Regions from separate parts of the Homo sapiens genome. Here region 1 is linked to region 2. Evidence: read pairs that join two places in POLR2A ChIA-PET (ENCODE). Cell type or tissue: HepG2. All regions are shown on one strand. Links, peaks and the distances in the headings refer to the core of each region. The heading gives the core; the rest is flanking DNA. Region 1 overlaps CRB2 (crumbs cell polarity complex component 2). Region 2 has its middle 31 kb from the start of CRB2.

Region 1 (2,902 bases), core at 277-2,776, 50 kb before region 2:
AGTCCGCAGCCTCTCTAGGCCTCTGTTTCCCTGAGTTGCTCCCCTCGTCCTCCATCCAGGATGGGGCAGAGGCAGAGGCAGAGGCTGCCAGCCAAGGGGACACTTCCGTAGCAATGTCCCGAGCCCTGGAAGCAGCTTCCTTGGGTCTCCAGGTAGAAACCATTCAGGACCTCCAGGTGCTGGTGCCAGCAGCCAGGCTGGCCTAGATGAGTCTCTCCTCCGGTGGCACCTTGAGGACACTGTCCATCTCCAGCCGGGCCCCAGCCACCTCCTGCTGGCTTGGGCTGTAGGTGCCCTCAGACTGGCGGCGCTTTCGGGCTGCCAGGATCCCTGAAAGGAGGCCCAGGAGGAGGAGGAGGAGGCAGGCACAGGCTGCAGGTACGGCCACCTCCAGCAGTGGGAATGGCAGCGGCAGGGGCAGGCCCTTCTGCAAGAGACACGACACCGAGGCCTAAGACCGCAGAGAAGGGGAGGACGCCGGGGCCCTCAGAGAGCAGAGAGCGCAGCACAAGGACCTACTCAGAGAAAATCAGAGCTGGGAGCAGGCTGCCCTGGGAGCAGTGAAGACCCAGCCCCAGGGGTATGCAGGCAAGTGCCAGGAAACCACCTGTCACAGCCACTGCTCGGGGAGGCCTATACAACAAAGGAGTTCTGGCTAGAAGGACAGAGATGGGCGTTTATTGAACACCCGGCAGGAGCTAAGCAGGGTGCATGGGTTTCACAGAAGCCTACGAGGGTCTCATGAGGCAGAGCAGGAGCAGGGGCAGGCTGAGCGGCCCCCTGCCACAATAGCAAGGTCAGAATCCACTGGGGCCCACCTGCGGGGGCAGGGTGGCAGGGGGGCCGAGGGGCTGTTATGACAGCTTGTCCCTGCGAGCCTCGGCCCAGGCTTCGGGGAGCCCAGCAAACCTCCCTGGTGTCTCCAGTCACAGGCTCCCAGGATTCCCCATCAAAGCCTCTACATGCCTGGGACTCTGTAGTCCCAGGATGCGAGGATTCCAGAGGCATGGGCTCTGGGACTCACCAGCCTCCCTCTGTACCTCCAGGCTTCCCAGCCCACTGTGACCTGGGTCCTAAAACTTGACAGGAAAGTTCCTCTGGTCCTGAGAGGGTCCTGCCAGCCTCCACCGTTGGACATTTTGAGGGAGGAGCTGTAAAGCCATTTCCTCCCCCTGCCCTGGGGAGGTGGCTGGGTAGGGAAGCCAGAGGCTGTAAAAGTTCAACTTGAAAGGAAACATTCCCCGTAAGCGGAGGGGATTTGTGGTTTATGACCCAGGCTGCCAGAAGCCTGTAGAGATCAAGGCTGCTCCCCAGACTTCCCTTCCAAGCCTCTCCTCGCCAGCACCCACTCCCCCCACCCCGCCCCAGGAAGGGGTGTGGCGGGGAGGTTCACAGCTCCAGCGCCTGCTGCCTTCGTCTGTCCAGGCTCCTCCTGGGCTGAGCCACCCGGGGTTGGGGCCAGCCTGCACAGCGGGCCGAGCCTGCTCCAGTGCGGACTCCCAGGCCCCCTGCCCCTCCGTGTCTTCCTACTCAGGACACTGGCTCAGAAACCCCTGGAGATGAGTCTCCTGGATTCACCAACCTAAATCCCAGAACACCAACATGGCCCTGAGTCCTGGTTGGATTGGCAGAGACCATCTGTCCTCACTGCCACTGCCCTGGGCACTCTGAGGAAGCCGCTGACCCAGCTAGGAGCTTTGTGCTCTTGTCAATAGACGGTGACAGCCCCCAAAGCTCTCCCTGCAGTGGAAATACCTCTTGTGTGGGGGGTGTGGAAGGGACCTGAGGCTCCTCTCACTGCCCCACCCCATGACAGAGTGGCCCAGGAACAGCCCCATGGTGCTGCGCTCTCTCCCCAGCAGCATCTCGCCAAGGGCCCAGCAGGCCACGTCCACGGCCCCTCACCCCTGACAACACTCACCGCCACTTCACAGAACTGGCCGGAGAATCTGGCATTGCAGATACATTCAGACACCCCTCCAGCTGCCCGGCAGGTGCCCCCATTCAAGCAGGGGTTGGCTTCACAGGGGAGAGTGGGGACCTGACACCTGGAGAGGGAGGGGGGCTGAGAAAGCGGCTTCCCCCATGGCTGCCTCTTGTGCTCCCAGCTGCTCTGCTGCCCATCCCCACTTCAGCAAGCATCAGAGCTTATCCATCCACTGTCCCCATGCGCTGCTCCTGCCCAGCTGGGCCCTGCCAGGTGACCACCTGAGCAGCCGTCACTGAGAAGGACTCTCATCCCATTAGGGTGACGGGAGCCTGTGTGAAGGCAGGTGCCCCAGACGCTGACGCCACTGTCTGCAGGGCCCAGAATCTGCACTTTTATGGTCTCCCACAGGCGGGCTGAGGCTGGGTTTCCAGAACTGCCACCAGGCAACCACTGCCCAGCAGCAGTCTGTATCACAGAGGATGGTCTTGCGAGTCATGGAAGGAAACTCAAGTGACAATGGTGACTGTGATACCAGGGAGGGGTGAGAAGGTGGGCGAGGACCCCCGCCCCACCCTGGCTGGAGGAACAGCCCTCCACATTCATTGGACCTCCTCACAGTTCCCAGGCCCCCAGACCCACCTCTGGCCAGCAAGACCCTCCAGGCAGCTGCAGTTGGCAGCGGGAGAGCCACCCTCACATGGGCTGCCATCGAGGCAGGTGACATTCAGGCTGCACTCCTTGGATGGGACAGGCAACCTGGGGAGAGAGCAGAGGCTGGAGTGGGTGCAGGACACCTGGGACCTGCCCTCCCCAGCGCTGTGACCGTGGGCCACCTGAGCTTGTGTTCTCATGTATGGAACTCAGGGCCTTCCTCTATTGGGCATGGGATTGAGGTCCCTGATGGGAGGGAAGGGACACAGGGTTGCACTCGCTTTCCAGAGTCTCAGAGGACTCAGGACAACAAAGTGTAAG
Region 2 (2,902 bases), core at 291-2,790:
GGAGTGGGCTGCTGGCCCAAGCCAGGCCAACCAGGTCCTTCCCCGCAGTTGTTTTTGGTTTCATTTTAAACTGGAACTTGGGGGGAAACAGTTATACTCTCCCCGGTGAGGCCTTTGGAGCTGAGAGCTCTCTTGTTTTCCACAAAGTAGGGGAAGCCAAATGAGTAGCAGAAGGACGCTGATGCTGACAGGGAGAGGAGAGGTGGGGAGGAGAGAGGAGAGTGGGGAGGGGAGGGAGCTGGCTGCATTCGCAGTCCGTCCATCCGTCCGGGGTCTGGCCGTGGCCCTGCCCTCCTGGCAGTATGGTTATTTATTGCCTCCTTAATTTCCCCTCTTCTTGCCCCAGTTAGAGATGGAGTTTGCCACTGCCTGTCTTGTTCTGCTGAATCGCAGAGTCTGCACAGAGCCAGACACATAGTAGGTGTACAGCTAACATCTGTGAACAAGTGACTGTACAAACACAGGCATTGGAAAAAGTGTACAAGGTCCAGAGAAGAGAGGAATTAAGTCTCCATGGGGGGATGTCAGGAACTGCTGGGGTGGGAGGTGACATTCAAAGGTGAGAGGAGGTTTCTGGATGGCTATGGTGGGGGAAGATGGGGAGGGATGGTAATTGAGGCTAAAGAAAACAGCTGAGACTAGGTTGAAAAAAGGCTTAACTATCAGACTGGAAATGACTTTACAACTTGTGGCTGAGCTAGGTCTAAAGCCTGGGTGTTCCTAAAAATGGCCAGAGCTCGGGTTGGGCACGGTGGCTCATGCCTGTAATCCCAGCACTTTGGGAGGTGGGCAGATCACCTGAGGTCAGGAGTTTGAGACCAGCCTGACCAACATGGTGAAACTCCATTGCTACTTAAAAAAGCCAGGTGTGGTGGCAGGTGCCTGTAATCTGAGCTACTCGGGAGACTGAGGTAGAATTGCTTGAACCCGGGAGGCAGACGTTGCAGTGAGCTGAGATCAGACAGCTGCACTCCAGCCTGGGCAACAGAGCAAGACTCTGTTTCAAAAACAAAAACAAAAACACAAAATGGCCAGAGGTCCATGCAGAACGTCATCCATGGAAGTGAAGACGTGGGTGTCTGTATGCTCCCCGTGTCTCCTCACCCCTAGAAATCCTGCTATTGAGAAAACCTGGTTCTCCTCCCACAGTCCCAACAACTCTCCTGAAATTGCCCTCACAGAGTGCACTGCGAAGCCTCCCTGTGACTGGGTCCAGCCAACCCTTTTCAGTCTTGATTCTTCCTGACCTTTCTGCCGCCTTCCACATTCTGACTTGACCCACATTGTTCCTTCCCAGTGGCTCCTCTGTCCCTCTGTGTGTCTCCCCTTCCTGGGGCCACAACTGTACCTTAGAAGTGGGTGGCCTCCCAGTGTCTGTGCTGGGTCCTCTCCTGGCTCTATGTCCATGCTGTACAACTTCATCCATTCTTGTGGCTGCAGAGACCACTTAGAGATGGGACTTCTAACCTTCTGCTTCCCGCCAGCTCCAGACCCAGTTATCCAGTGGCTGAACCTTCACCTCCAGGCTTCCCCACGGGCCCTTAGACTCAGACACATCCCAAACCAGATTTATCCTCTTCCCCTCATTACGATGCACACAGCTCTTTCCCATTCAGTCTCCCCGTGAGGACCGGATTCCTAGCCACATTGAAGGCAGAAGGAAACAGGCTCAGAGAAGGGCAGCTCGCAGTCACACAGGTGAGTCCACCTAACTCCAACTCCACACCGTTTGATTAGGACTCAGGATGGGGCAATACTTTTCACCTCCGACCCCCAGGCCTCCCAGGGCCAGGGCAGTAAATGTTGACCAGATCGATTTCCACCATGCCTGAAAGTCAGCGGTCAGCTGCTGACCACACTGTCAATTATTCAGGCTCCCTGGGATTTCACCAAGAGCTACGGTTTAACTAAAACACAGCTCCATTGTCCTCACACCCCCAGCTTGCCCTCAGAGGCCTGGGTGCGGGTGGACAGCCAGGGCACCTCCCCGGGCGGCCAAGCACATATCTGCCCCAGCCCCTCACTCCCCTTCCCAGCTCACAGATCAGACTGGAGCTTCCTGGTCCTCAAATCCCTTGGAGGAGGTCCTGGGCTGAAAGGGCTGAAGCCCTGAGGGCAGAACTGGGACCGGCCACCAGAAGTTACCTGAGGCAGGTTTAGGTTCCGTTCTGCTGTTCTGCAAGACCCAGACTTTTCTTTCCTCTTTTTTTTTTTTTTTTTTTTTTTTTTTTTGAGATAGAGTCTCTGTTGCCCAGGCTGTGATGCAGTGTTACAACCTCCCAGGTTCAAGCGATTCTCCTGCGTCAGCCTCATGAGCAGTTGAGACCCAGACTTTTCTTATCACCAGACAAAAACAGACACTCTGGGAGGCAGGGAGCTAGTCAACCACACAGGTGTGTGACACTCCGGGCAGACTGTCATTAGGAAGACTATCCATGGGGAGAGTCAAGGGCTATTGATGGTAACAACTAGATTTTTGAATGTGCTTTACAATTCACAGTGCTAGTGGGGCATTGTGGCTCACGCCTGTAATCCCAACAATTTGGGAGGCTGAGGTGGGTGGATGGCTTGAGCCCAAGAGTTCAAGACCAGCGTGGGCAACATAGCGGGACCCCATCTCTATAAAAATATTTAAAAACTAGCTGGATGTGGTGGCGCATGGCTGTGGTCCCGGCTACCTAGGAGGCTGAGGTGGGAGGATAGCTTGAACCCAGGAGGTTGAGGCTGAAGTAAGCTATGATCATGCCACTGTACTCCAGCCTGGGTGACAGAGTGAGACCCTGTCTAAAAAAAAAAATCACAATGCTCTCAATGACATATGTCATCTTACAGCCTCAAGTCTTTTTTGGAACAAGGTGGTGCATAAATAAAGACACATTCATTCGGCAGTCATTACTGAGCT

The links. ChIA-PET counts read pairs that join two places held together with the same protein. Peaks named below come from ENCODE experiments on the same cell type or tissue, not always from the same donor. Only the 100,000 strongest peaks of a DNase experiment are listed, where the experiment ranks them.
Region 1: POLR2A ChIA-PET joins it to region 2 with 8 read pairs; 2 of 35 experiments call an interaction of 5 or more read pairs at or near these places.

What each region holds. Positions count from the first base shown.
Region 1 is chr9:123,374,363-123,377,264 of GRCh38, reverse strand. CRB2 (crumbs cell polarity complex component 2) reads right to left here. Exons shown (of 13, transcript NM_173689.7): 11 at 2,570-2,686; 12 at 1,922-2,048; 13 at 1-427. The coding sequence ends at 203. Among named protein-coding and RNA genes, the nearest start is that of CRB2, 20 kb to the right of the region's middle. RefSeq lists enhancers at 325-942, 943-1,561. In HepG2, for the core only: no CTCF peak of the experiment used is centred there; a DNase peak (open chromatin) is centred at 1,324; H3K4me3 peaks cover 836 bases.
Region 2 is chr9:123,323,905-123,326,806 of GRCh38, reverse strand. No RefSeq gene overlaps it. Among named protein-coding and RNA genes, the nearest start is that of CRB2, 31 kb to the left of the region's middle. RefSeq lists enhancers at 1-47, 48-549. In HepG2, for the core only: no CTCF peak of the experiment used is centred there; a DNase peak (open chromatin) is centred at 1,836; H3K4me3 peaks cover 548 bases.